3 separate regions of the Homo sapiens genome follow, and all the other regions are linked to region 2. A link is a contact called in ENCODE Hi-C or POLR2A ChIA-PET data. All regions are on one chromosome and are shown on one strand. The core of a region is the stretch at or near the end of the contact, and the rest is flanking DNA. Distances in the headings are between cores, read along the strand shown. Region 1 overlaps NPAS2 (neuronal PAS domain protein 2). Region 2 holds the start of NPAS2 (neuronal PAS domain protein 2). Region 3 overlaps NPAS2 (neuronal PAS domain protein 2).

Region 1 (3,243 bases), core at 670-3,169, 68 kb before region 2:
ACCCTGGTTGGTTGTGTTGGATGCAGGCCCAGCTGGGAATTTGGGATCCATTGGTGATTGCTGCCTGGTGAGGCCTTTCTCCCACCACCTTGATAAAACTAGATCCTAATCCACAGAGTGAACCAACCCTAGACATGCCTCTCCCAAAACCCCAACCAGCCCAACTTCAGGATATCCGGTGTGGTAAAAATGTGTGCATGGATCAAATACACAAGAACAAAACTAATGTCAGGAAGACCAACCAGTAGGCAGAGAAGCTGGGATGTGGGGATCATAGGTCAGTAGGGAAAAAAACTGGTCGTCTCCTCGAATGTCACACGGCAAAGGGCATGTCTCTGCCTGTGCTAGAAGAGCCACTGGATACAGGGTGAACCTCAACAAACAGAAAGCCCCGTGGCAAGCCCTTCCCAAGAGCTTACAGCTCTCCCTAGTGAGGGGCTTAGGCAATGTAGGGCCGAGTATTTCCATTTTCCCTCTTCGAACACCAAGACTCAGAGTCCCATGCAGGTATTCAACAAATGTTTGCTGAATGTCTAAAGAAGAGCTACTGCCTTAATTGAGTGACAAACATTACCATCACCGGTAATGGGACAGGTAGAAATGACTGACTTTTATGTCATCTCTAGGTCATCTGGGTTTTGCCTCAGCAGGACTAGAAATCTCCAGTTTCTCAATGTCCATTCAGATATTCATGTTGTATATTAAAGATGTTTTAGATCCCTCTCCTTACATCTGTCACTCTGCCTCTGAATAATGCTGGGGAAACTGCAAGAGAAAAGAGAAGTACATATTTTTCTTTTTAAAAAGAGACTGAGTTCCTCCTTCTGCAAATGTCTAAAGAAGTGGCCCCAGTTAAGGCATAATTCACCCACTGGCCCGATTCCTCCTCCAAAGCTCTGGGTGGTGGCTTCGGGGTGTCAAGGAGAGTCCAAGACATGTCCGCCTGAGTCAGAAGTCATGGCATCAGAATTAGAAGGCACAGGCCCAGGACCCAAGGCATGTTGCTACACACAAAATCCATGAGCTTGAGAGATAAACTACACATGAAGCTCTGGCTAGTGGTTTTCTTGTACATTAGCTTATTTAATCATGACAGTCTGGGTCTGATCTTAACTATTTTCCCCTGAACAACTCTAACAGATACTATCCTATGTTCACAGGCAGCAATATAGCAATATTTCAGCAAAGAATAAAGGTAGTAACTATGGGGTGGGGGGATAACATGTACATCTACTAGCACTTCACATGGTTCCATATCGTAGCATTCAAACCCTCAGATGACAAGCTGCCAGTCTGTGACTTTAGCCCCATCCTCATCACATTGTCCCCCTCTCCAACACTTTCTACCCTACTAGCGCATCTTCCTCCGCCCCCACGGCTCATCCCTATCCTCTTCTGTTTCTGCTTCTCCTTGGCTTTAGCTGTTCACAACCCTCCCCCACTGGATGGTAAACCCCTCAAGCACAGGCATGGGTCCCACCCTCCTGGCATCTCTGCAAGTGGCTGATGTTCTTAGGGCTTAGTATAGAATATGAAGAGCTTCCATTTAGGAATCTGTGTTTAAAGTTTGGAAAGAAGCCTGGCATTGGTTCCCGCAATAATTCATCCTAATGCAGGATCTCTTCGGGAGAGGCTGAATATGGGTTGCAGGATGCCCCTGTGCTTGGACCTGGACTCAAGCCATCCTGGGTGCTGGGCCCTAACTCTGCAGACTAAGGGCAAAAAGGGCAAACAGATTCAACCACACTCACTCAGAAGACTGCCATCTGTATGACTCGGAAAGCAACTTGCTCTGCCCAGCCCCTCTGGATGAGGCTAAACAGGCTTAGCCTGCTGTGGGCAAACAAGAAAAGTAGGTCAGCTTGACAGCCCAGTTCTTCCATGGTGATGAACTAATGATGCGAATGCAGGGCCCGTTCGCGGAGAGGGGCGGTGCCGGCACCAGCCCAGGCCCTCGGCTGATCCCAGACCCAGCCTGGGTGGCTCATGCCAGCCTGTGGATGGCAGACAGGGGACCCGGGTAAGAGGAAAACCCAGAGAACACTTGGGAAGATGGCTCAAAAAAAAAAAAAGAAAAAGAAAAAACTGCAGAAAAACAACTGTGTAAATTGACACATTGCCATTTCCCTGTTATTAAAGACACATGAATTCATGTCTGTATGGTGCTGTGATACTTGCACAGGCTGCTGGGCCTGCACGGGTGCATTATAGTGATAATTTGCACGAACACTGCTGAGAAACCGTGGTGCTACCTCCCAGCTCGCCTGCATGACGTCCTCTCCCCTCACCTCTCCGTCAGCCACTGGCAATAACAAGAGGCTCACTGGAGCTGAGGACGGACTTGAGTCAGTGGTTCAGTGGTGCCAGGATTGGTGGGCACAAGGCCCCATGCCACGGAGGAGGCCACTGCTCTGTTCCTGCTGTTCCTGCATCCAGTCTGGGCTGTAGCTGTCCGACAGAAAGGCTTCCACTTCTGGCCTCTCTGGCTCAGAAGCTGGAACGCTTTGAGGGAATTCCCCTGAGTCTCAGGTGCTCTACTTATAGGAGCTAGTGTCTGGATTGGGGTTGTCTCAGGAGGGCCCAGCACAAACCTGGAGGCTAATGCTGGGGTCCTCAGGAGGCCAGTCCTGCTTCCTAGGGCTCATAAGAGGACAGTGGCCTTGCAGCCCAGGCCAACGAGGAAGCAAAGGAATCTGTTCAAATGCAGTTATGTATATTTAGAGCCCTTTCTTCCTCAAAATGCTGGACATTTTTCCCCTTTATGTCACGTTTATAACAAATGTATTAGAAGGTTCTGTCAATCAACATTTTAGAAACATTCAAATCTAAAAACTCATGACTCTGGGAATGTTTACCCCACCTCTTCCAGGAAACGACCTTGTCTGAAAGTTTTGTCTTTGGCATTTTTAAGAACTGAAGGAAAGAGCTGACATCATTTCTTCCTCCTTTCTCTCTTTCTCCTGTCCCTTGGCCTTTGTTCATGAATTCATCTAGAGGATATTAAAGGAGATGGGAAATCTACCATTTATGAAGAGAGGCAAGGACTCTCGCATAACGTGGGAACAGTCCTGAAAGATCCTGGCTTCTAATCGTGACTGTTGCTTAACTAGCTTAGGCAAGTTCCTAACCCTCTCTGCCTCAGTTTCTCCCCTTCACAGGCCATCTGTGAGACCTGAGAACACAATCCCTTAAAGCAGCTAGAATGTGGGACAGCATAAAACTCAATGAATTGTTAGCTCAGGT
Region 2 (3,504 bases), core at 884-3,383:
TAATTAGTAAAGCCTCACTTGGTTATTTTTGGCGTGGTTAACTCTTTGGGGGTAACGTTTTATTAATAACATATTTCCTCTAGAACGTATTTCCTTCTTTCACCTCCACAGGAGCCCCTCTGGGAAGCAGTGAGAATAAAACCGATTCTACATTTACGCACAGTGGGACAGATCAGCAAATAAATAGAGGCATCGATTTCCAAGAAGAAAACGGCTAAAAGCAGCGCATTTACAATTCTTCTAAGCCATACTCCACATCTCTCTGTGAGATGGAAGATAATTACTGAACGTCTTTACTTTGCACACTTTATTTTTAACTAAATATTTAAGTAGACTGCTGAGAGATACCAATACTTCTACTGGTCCTGGTTTAGCGCTGTAATGAAACACTGAATTTTTGCTTTTATAAAATAGTGGCGCAGGTCAGGATAACTCTTTTAAACATTACACTATTTATTTGGGGGTTATTTTTGGCTAACTTTTTCCTTTAAGGACATCTTAGTGGCAGGAAGATGGAGCTAGTGTGTGCGCTTGAATGTGAACAGTGCCTCCCAAGGAGGGCAGCTCTGTGTTTAATGCAAGCCATAATTAGTTGGTCAATTCACTGATGGGGACCAAGCTACAGTGAGAGAGAGATGCTGGCAGAGATGTCTTGCTGGGAACTACTTTAGAACTAATTACCTGGGAAGTTCAAACAGGAAAAACCTTTCTATTAAGGAAAATAAGGTTTGGGTTCTAAATGATCAAGACGGTTTAGCTCGTCTCTGCTGATTAAGTTAATTTAATAAGTGATCAATGTTTTACCTGTAGGAAAACAGGCTAACCACTTTAATGAAGTTGGGGTGGATGCCAAAGCAACGCGTAAAGACGAAACTCCTCTCCGGGACCCTCCTGAACACCTGTTGAACTCCAGGGCTTCTAACTTTCCGTACTAAAGCCTCCCGGACACAAGCTCGGGAGTGTTTAGACTTTGTGGAAGTGCGTGCGTATATTCAAGGTTTCCATCTTGCTTAATCAACAAAACTAGTTACTAATTATTTATGAATCACAGGGCTGAAACAAACTTTCTTACCTTGAGCAATTAAGGAGTGGCAAGCAGAGGAGCGGGACTGGTTCTGAATTTAGCCGGGTGGTGCCTGTCCCTTCCCTGGTTACCGACCTGCCCAGCTCTTCAGAAAGGTCAAAGGTGCGTCCCTCCTCGGCTGGGAAAGGGGCACATCTCCCAACAAAACCATACGCATACATCCAACCTGGGGAGCTCCGGAGTTGGGGTGGGGGGGCGGCAGCGACGTGAGGAGCCAGGCTGCACGCTGTCTGCGCACACGGGGGTTGGGGGCACCGATTCCGCACCCAATCCGGCCCGGAACCAATTCCGACCCAGGGACTCCGAGAGACCGCGGGCCCAGGGCGCGCACGCCGCACTCTCCGGGGGTCCAGGACGCCCGACGTTTCGGAGGGTAGCGCGATGGGTCTCGAAGACAACCACGGGCAATCCCCAAAGCTGTTGCCCTGGGGCACGATCCTTCTCCACCCTGTCGGACACCCCGAGGACCCCCAAATTCCGAGGCTCGGATGCCCAGTCCTCTGTCTTCTGCGTCGAGACGCGCCCGGAGCCCACCGGCCCAGCGATTGCTACCTCCTGCAGGACGCGAAGCCCCCAGCGGCCTGACTGTGGAGGGGAACCCACCTCTCCGCGCCCCCGCGTCCGGGGTCCCCGGTGCCGCGCAGCCTCGCGCCTGAGCGCCCCTCCGCCCCCGCGCGTCCTCCACGCTGGCGAGCAGGTGACCGAGTCCTGCGACCCCGCGCGCACGTACTACCCACCCTGGGTCCCCCGCGCCCCTAGGCGCGGCCCCTTACCTCGGAGCGGGCCGGAGCGGCCCCGCGGGGCCGGGCGCGGACTGGGCCGGGGAGACGCGCCTCCCGCCGCCGCTGGGAGACGAGGCGGCGAGCGGGCGCGGCGAGCTCCTCCCGGGCGGCGGCGGGAGGCGCTGCTCTAGCTGCTGCCGCCGCCGCCGCCGCCGCCGCGGCTGCGGGTCTCCGGGCTCCGCGGCCGCCGCTCCTGGGCCGCAGCCGCGCGGGTCCCTCGGCTCCTGCGAGAGGCCGGCTGCTCGCGCGGCAAACTCTTCCGCACGCAGAGCCGGCGGGGAGAGCCGCCTCCGCCTCTGCCTCCTCCCCTGCCTCCTCCCTCCACCCTCCTCCCTCTCCACCTCCCCCTCCTACCCCCACCCTCCTCCTCCTCCCCTCGCCTGCCTCCGCCTGCGGGGTCTCTCCTGGCCCCGACCCAGCCTGGGACAAGCACCCCGCGCGCGCCGCAGGCAGACGGACCCCCGGCCCCCTAGACCCCCGGCTTCCCTGGGCGGCGCAGACACCCGCGAGTCCCCAGGCCGCCGCAGCCTCTGCTGGGCTGCCAGGGACGCGCGGCGGGGTCGGGCCTGGGGCGCAGGGTCGGGGTTGGGCGCCGGGGCTGGGGGAGGGGGGGGTTGTGCTTCCAGGTGAGCCGGCCCAGAGGAGAGGCAAGTGGACTAGAGGCTGCCAGCCGAGGTCCCATTAAAGTTGTCACTCGGGGGGAACAAGGAATCTGCCGCCCCCGCCTAGTGTAGACCCTCGCAGTGCGGGCCGCCACCCTGCTGTCCCGCGCAGGGGATGAAGGGGGACGAGCACGCGACTGTCACCCCCTCCACACTGTCCTCCAGGGGCAGGGTTGCGCGCAGGTCTCGACCCAGGGCACAAAGCGCGTCTCTGCGGGGACCACTGCGATTTCTCAATGAGCGGCGGGGGTGCGGCCCGGGGGCAGGTGGGAGGCGGGGGTCGGGGAAGATGCGGGCGAGCGGTGGTCGGCGGAGGACAGCAGCGACTGCTGGGGAGGAATAACCAGTGCCTGTCCTAAGGCGAACGTAGCTGGTCCGGAAAATGGGTCAAGGATGGAAAGGAACCGGCTAATTGCCCCCCTCCCCGGCAGGGGCACGTGGGGTGTGGGGCTGCGGCCAGGAGCGGGCACTTGGAGCTCCACTCTGCCTCTCCCTCCCCTCCTCCGCTGCCCTCCTCTCCTTTTGCACCAGTGCAGGAAATGTTCCACTGACCTACATATTTTTCCAAACATACGTGACCTTTTTTTTTTTTTCCTCTGTGGGAGGAGACAGGCGAGAATCCAAGAAAAAGAAGCTGGAGAGAGAGGCGCGCGCGAGAAACAGGGAGGATTTTACCAAGGTTCCCGCAAACGCCAAGCGGAGGGAGGCAGAGGTACAGGAATAATCCCCGGGTGCCGGGGCTGCTGTCTGATGCCCTTCGGGGCTCCAAGACAGAGCCGGTGAAAACCGGAGACCGTGTGCCCCGCCGAGGTCCGGAAACGTGGCCGGTTTCCCCTTCACCTGGGCGGCGGCGTTCACAGCGGGGAGGCGCCTGGGTGGAAGCCCGGGAGAGGGGAAAGGTCCCCCTGCCCGCTCCCACGAGGTCTCCGCTCCCCTGGCCTAGGTGCCTGGCCTGGCGCAGCGCTCCGAGCGTGGC
Region 3 (3,531 bases), core at 39-2,538, 100 kb before region 2:
TCCATACAATGGAATATTGTTGGTCCATGAAACGGAATGAAGTACTCACACATGCTAAAACACAGATGCTACGTGAAAGAAGCCAGATACAAAAAGACCACATACCGTATGATTCTACTTGTATAAAATGCCTAGAATAGGGGAATTGATGGAGACAGAAAACAGATTCGTGGTTGCCAGGATCTGGAGGGAGGGGGAAGAATGGGAAATGATGGCTAATGGATACAGGGTTTCTTTTTTGGCATGATGAAATTAGAGAGTGGTGATGGTTACACCACCTTGTGAATATACTGAAGACCACTGCACTCTACACTTTAAAATGGTGAATTTTATGGTATAAACATTATATCTCAATAAAAACAGAATGAATGTGACATTAAGAAAATAAATTCTTTTCAATGTATTTTTTCATGATGTAGCGCAAAAGACCAAAGAGTTCGAGGGCAGTGGCAGAGAGGGATGAAAAGGCCCACATAGTCTGATCCCACAGGAAGTGAGTATTCAGCCACTGCATCTGTTCAGCATTGAATAAAAGACACTTGTTCCAGGGATTTTTGATCAAGATGTTGTCACTGTGAATGCCACGCTGCTTCGGCTGGGTGCTACCTGTGAGGTTGTTTTGGATTCTCTCGTCTGGCTTATAATGCAATTGGGAGGTGTGTGCCCTCTCCCCACCCAGCCAGAGACGGGCTGATAGAGGGTGGAGTGTCTTTACAATGGGAAGCCCTCGACCGGTAAGGCTGGGCCTGGCTGGGGAGACAAAACCAACCAGGCAGCCCAGATTGGTGAAGTCATCACCACATGGACGGGGCAGGGTGGAAAAAAAACAGAGAGAAGGGTGACCTTTACCATTGTGTTTCTGCAAAAATCCGATGACCTTTTCCAACACGGTGGTTTTGTCCATTTTCCGCGTGTTGCCAGGGAGCATGGAACTGAGCTCTTTGATGAGAACATTGAACTGGTCCCGACGCTTCTTCTCAGACTTGTTTCGAGAAGCTCTGTAAACACAAAACGAGCAGGTTACTGGAACATTCCACGTCACAAAGGCTTTGTGATGAAACAAAAGCACTTTCTATTAGAGCACATTCTATTGTGATCATCTATCTTATCAAAAAACTCTTTCAGGAAGGTCACGCTGGCCACATTTCCAAGGCAGGAGGATAGAAAATGTTTTGCTAGACTCTTGGCCACAAAGACAGACAGCATTAATAACCAGTAAGTTCTGACTCAGACGCAAAATCTGACAGATTAGCTCTGAGGCCGGATGCTGCTCATTCGGATCTCATAGAGCTTTCACTTTCAGAGAGCAAAGGACACACTGCTGACTGAGATGGCTGTGCTCGGAGAGCCCTTCCTAAGACTCAAACCAAGTCCCCTTCAATCCAGAACACCCAGCCTGGTTCCAGGGCCCACGGGGTGGCCAGGTATCCCGTGTGCCACCAGTGCATATGTCCTGGCCCCTGCTCCAAAGAGCTCATCGCCCTGTTGGGGGAGGCAAGACACACCCTGCCTACAACAGCCAGGGCTGTACAGACCCAGGGCAGAGGTATGACAGGTACTGCACCATGGCTGTCAAGCTGCTAAGAGCAGACGAACACTTTTTAAAATGACATGGAGGAAAGTTAAACACATATTACTAAGTTGGAGAAGCCAGTCTGAAAAAGCTACACACTGTATGATAGCAAGTATATGACATTCTGGAAAATGCAAAACTACAGAGACAGCACAAAGATCAGTGGTTGCTAGGGGTTAGGAGGGATGAACAGAGGATTTTTAGGGCAGTGAATCCACTCTGTATGACACCATACTGGTGGATGTGTGTCAACACATTTGTCTAGACTTGGAGAATGTACAACACAAGAGTGTGCCTTGATGTTAACTCTGAATGGTAACAATGTATCAGTGTAAGCTTATCAGCTATAACTAATGCACCACTCTGGTGGGGGATGCTGATAATGGGGGAGGCTGAGTGTGTCTAGGGAGGGCTCAGGGGGATATGGGAACGCTCTGTGTCTTTCACTCAGTTTGTCTGTGAGCCTAAAAATGCTCCAAAAAATAAAGTCTATTTTAAATAAGTGACACCCTGTGCTGCACACTTATAGGAGAGATCAAAGGGAAGCTGCTTGGTTAGAGAGGAGGGGCCTCCCCCAAGCCACCCAAGCACCTCTGAGGACCCTGAGATCCTCAGGAACTTGAGTAGGGAATCGTGGCTCTCAGGAATGCTCTAATTAACAACGAACAAGGAACACGTGATGCAAAAAGCCCTCCTGAAAAGTCCGGAAGCAGTGCTACTCGAGGGGCCTCCATCTTCAATGACACGCCACAGGCCCTTCATCAACAATCCACGTATTTGAAGGTGATCCAGGGCTGAGAAAGCTGGCTCACTCCTCCCCAGTTCACTGAAGACAGACTTGTTCCAGAAGTCAACTCTCTGAGAGAGAACAGGGGCCCCAGAGGCCAGGCCCATAAAACATTGCTGCTTTTCCAGGCACCTTGGGCCCGGGGTCATGGTTCTCAGGGGAGCAAATCCTTCACCAGGAGGCTCCTGGCCAATGTGTGGTCAGGACAGAGTGTGCTGCTGGATTCTGATTCACCTCCCTTGGAGCAGGTGTAAGTATCTATAGGTAACAGTATCAATAAACAGCCCTTGGACACAAAAGGACGTATTTCCAAAACCCTTTCCCTAGACATCACGAGGACCATAACCACTCAGTTTGCCCCTGCCTAATTGCACACAACCTGCCTTTATTTCAACACACATGTTCACAACCCATCTTTTACCGGTCCTATCTCAGTTTAGGCTGTTTCCTGATAACATTTGGGCAATTCTTCAAAGCTCAGCTAACGTGTGTGGTCACTACCCTTTACCTAGGGGTCTTTTCCTGCCTCTCCCCTCCTCCCTGTCTGTTCTTGGCCTTCTACAAAGGCCCTGTCCCTCGCCGAGCCACTCTCTTTACCTGCACTCTCTCACATCACACACTAACTGCAGGCGTGGCAGCAAGATGTTGCGGAGTCTTGTTGCTAGTCCAGGCTAAAAGACCATGTTCAAACACATGGGAGAGAAGAAAGGAATCCTTTAACTTTCAGAGTGAATGTCTATGCATTATAAATAATTTTTTGGCCTAGATTTTAAAGAGTGACATGCAACCTCCTTAGCCAAAAAAAGCTCTGTTCCTGTCCTAGTTTGCCCATTATAAATTATTTGTGAGCTGATAACACCCAGCTCATTACTGCTCTGTTCTCGTCTTCAATGGGTGTAATGACGACCAACATGGCCTGGTAGCAACTCCGACGAAGGCTCCTATCGTTAGTGACAGAGACACAAGCTTGTTTCCATCCGCCTCCGGCTGGGACACACTGTGGTGTCCACTGGAAACTGGTCGCTGTCAGCTGGTTCCACTGCTATCAGGCAAGAGAAAGAAAATGAGCCTGGAATGACCTTATTTCCAAAAAGAAGGTCCTCTCGGCAGGCCCCGAGACCACCACACACAGACACTGGGACGAAGGTTTTGAAAGACACTCCAACAACCC

What was found. Hi-C counts contacts between places; a loop is a spot of excess contacts on that map. ChIA-PET counts read pairs that join two places held with the same protein, here RNA polymerase II (POLR2A). Pooled maps may share reads with other maps.
Region 1: a loop to region 2 is called in a map of heart left ventricle, with 4 times the contacts of the local background. The contact joins the enhancer-like site here to the promoter of NPAS2 in region 2. A Hi-C loop is called at or near these places in 31 of 168 maps with a recorded cell type or tissue (Caco-2, HepG2, PC-9 and 18 more) and 22 of 50 pooled maps. POLR2A ChIA-PET finds 5 or more read pairs at or near these places in 5 of 52 experiments (A549, AG04449, HepG2 and 2 more).
Region 3: a map of endothelial cell of umbilical vein shows a loop between it and region 2 (6-fold over the local background). The contact joins the enhancer-like site here to the promoter of NPAS2 in region 2. A Hi-C loop is called at or near these places in 12 of 168 maps with a recorded cell type or tissue (ascending aorta, cardiac septum, endothelial cell of hepatic sinusoid and 7 more) and 8 of 50 pooled maps.

What each region holds. Positions count from the first base shown.
Region 1 is chr2:100,886,511-100,889,753 of GRCh38, reverse strand. The region is part of intron 1 of NPAS2 (neuronal PAS domain protein 2); the gene reads right to left. Among named protein-coding and RNA genes, the nearest start is that of NPAS2, 68 kb to the right of the region's middle. RefSeq lists an enhancer at 1,307-2,076. Within about 2 kb of position 1,919, at least 4 of the 41 ENCODE cell types and tissues checked have a DNase peak (open chromatin) inside an H3K27ac peak, as active enhancers do; they include PC-3, PC-9 and stomach, where a contact is called at or near this core.
Region 2 is chr2:100,818,768-100,822,271 of GRCh38, reverse strand. It overlaps NPAS2 (neuronal PAS domain protein 2), which reads right to left and starts at 2,133. Exons shown (of 21, transcript NM_002518.4): 1 at 1,858-2,133.
Region 3 is chr2:100,922,613-100,926,143 of GRCh38, reverse strand. NPAS2 (neuronal PAS domain protein 2) reads right to left here. Exons shown (of 21, transcript NM_002518.4): 3 at 850-998. Among named protein-coding and RNA genes, the nearest start is that of NPAS2-AS1, 53 kb to the left of the region's middle. RefSeq lists an enhancer at 1,126-1,195. Within about 2 kb of position 1,288, at least 14 of the 41 ENCODE cell types and tissues checked have a DNase peak (open chromatin) inside an H3K27ac peak, as active enhancers do; they include ascending aorta, endothelial cell of umbilical vein and heart right ventricle, where a contact is called at or near this core.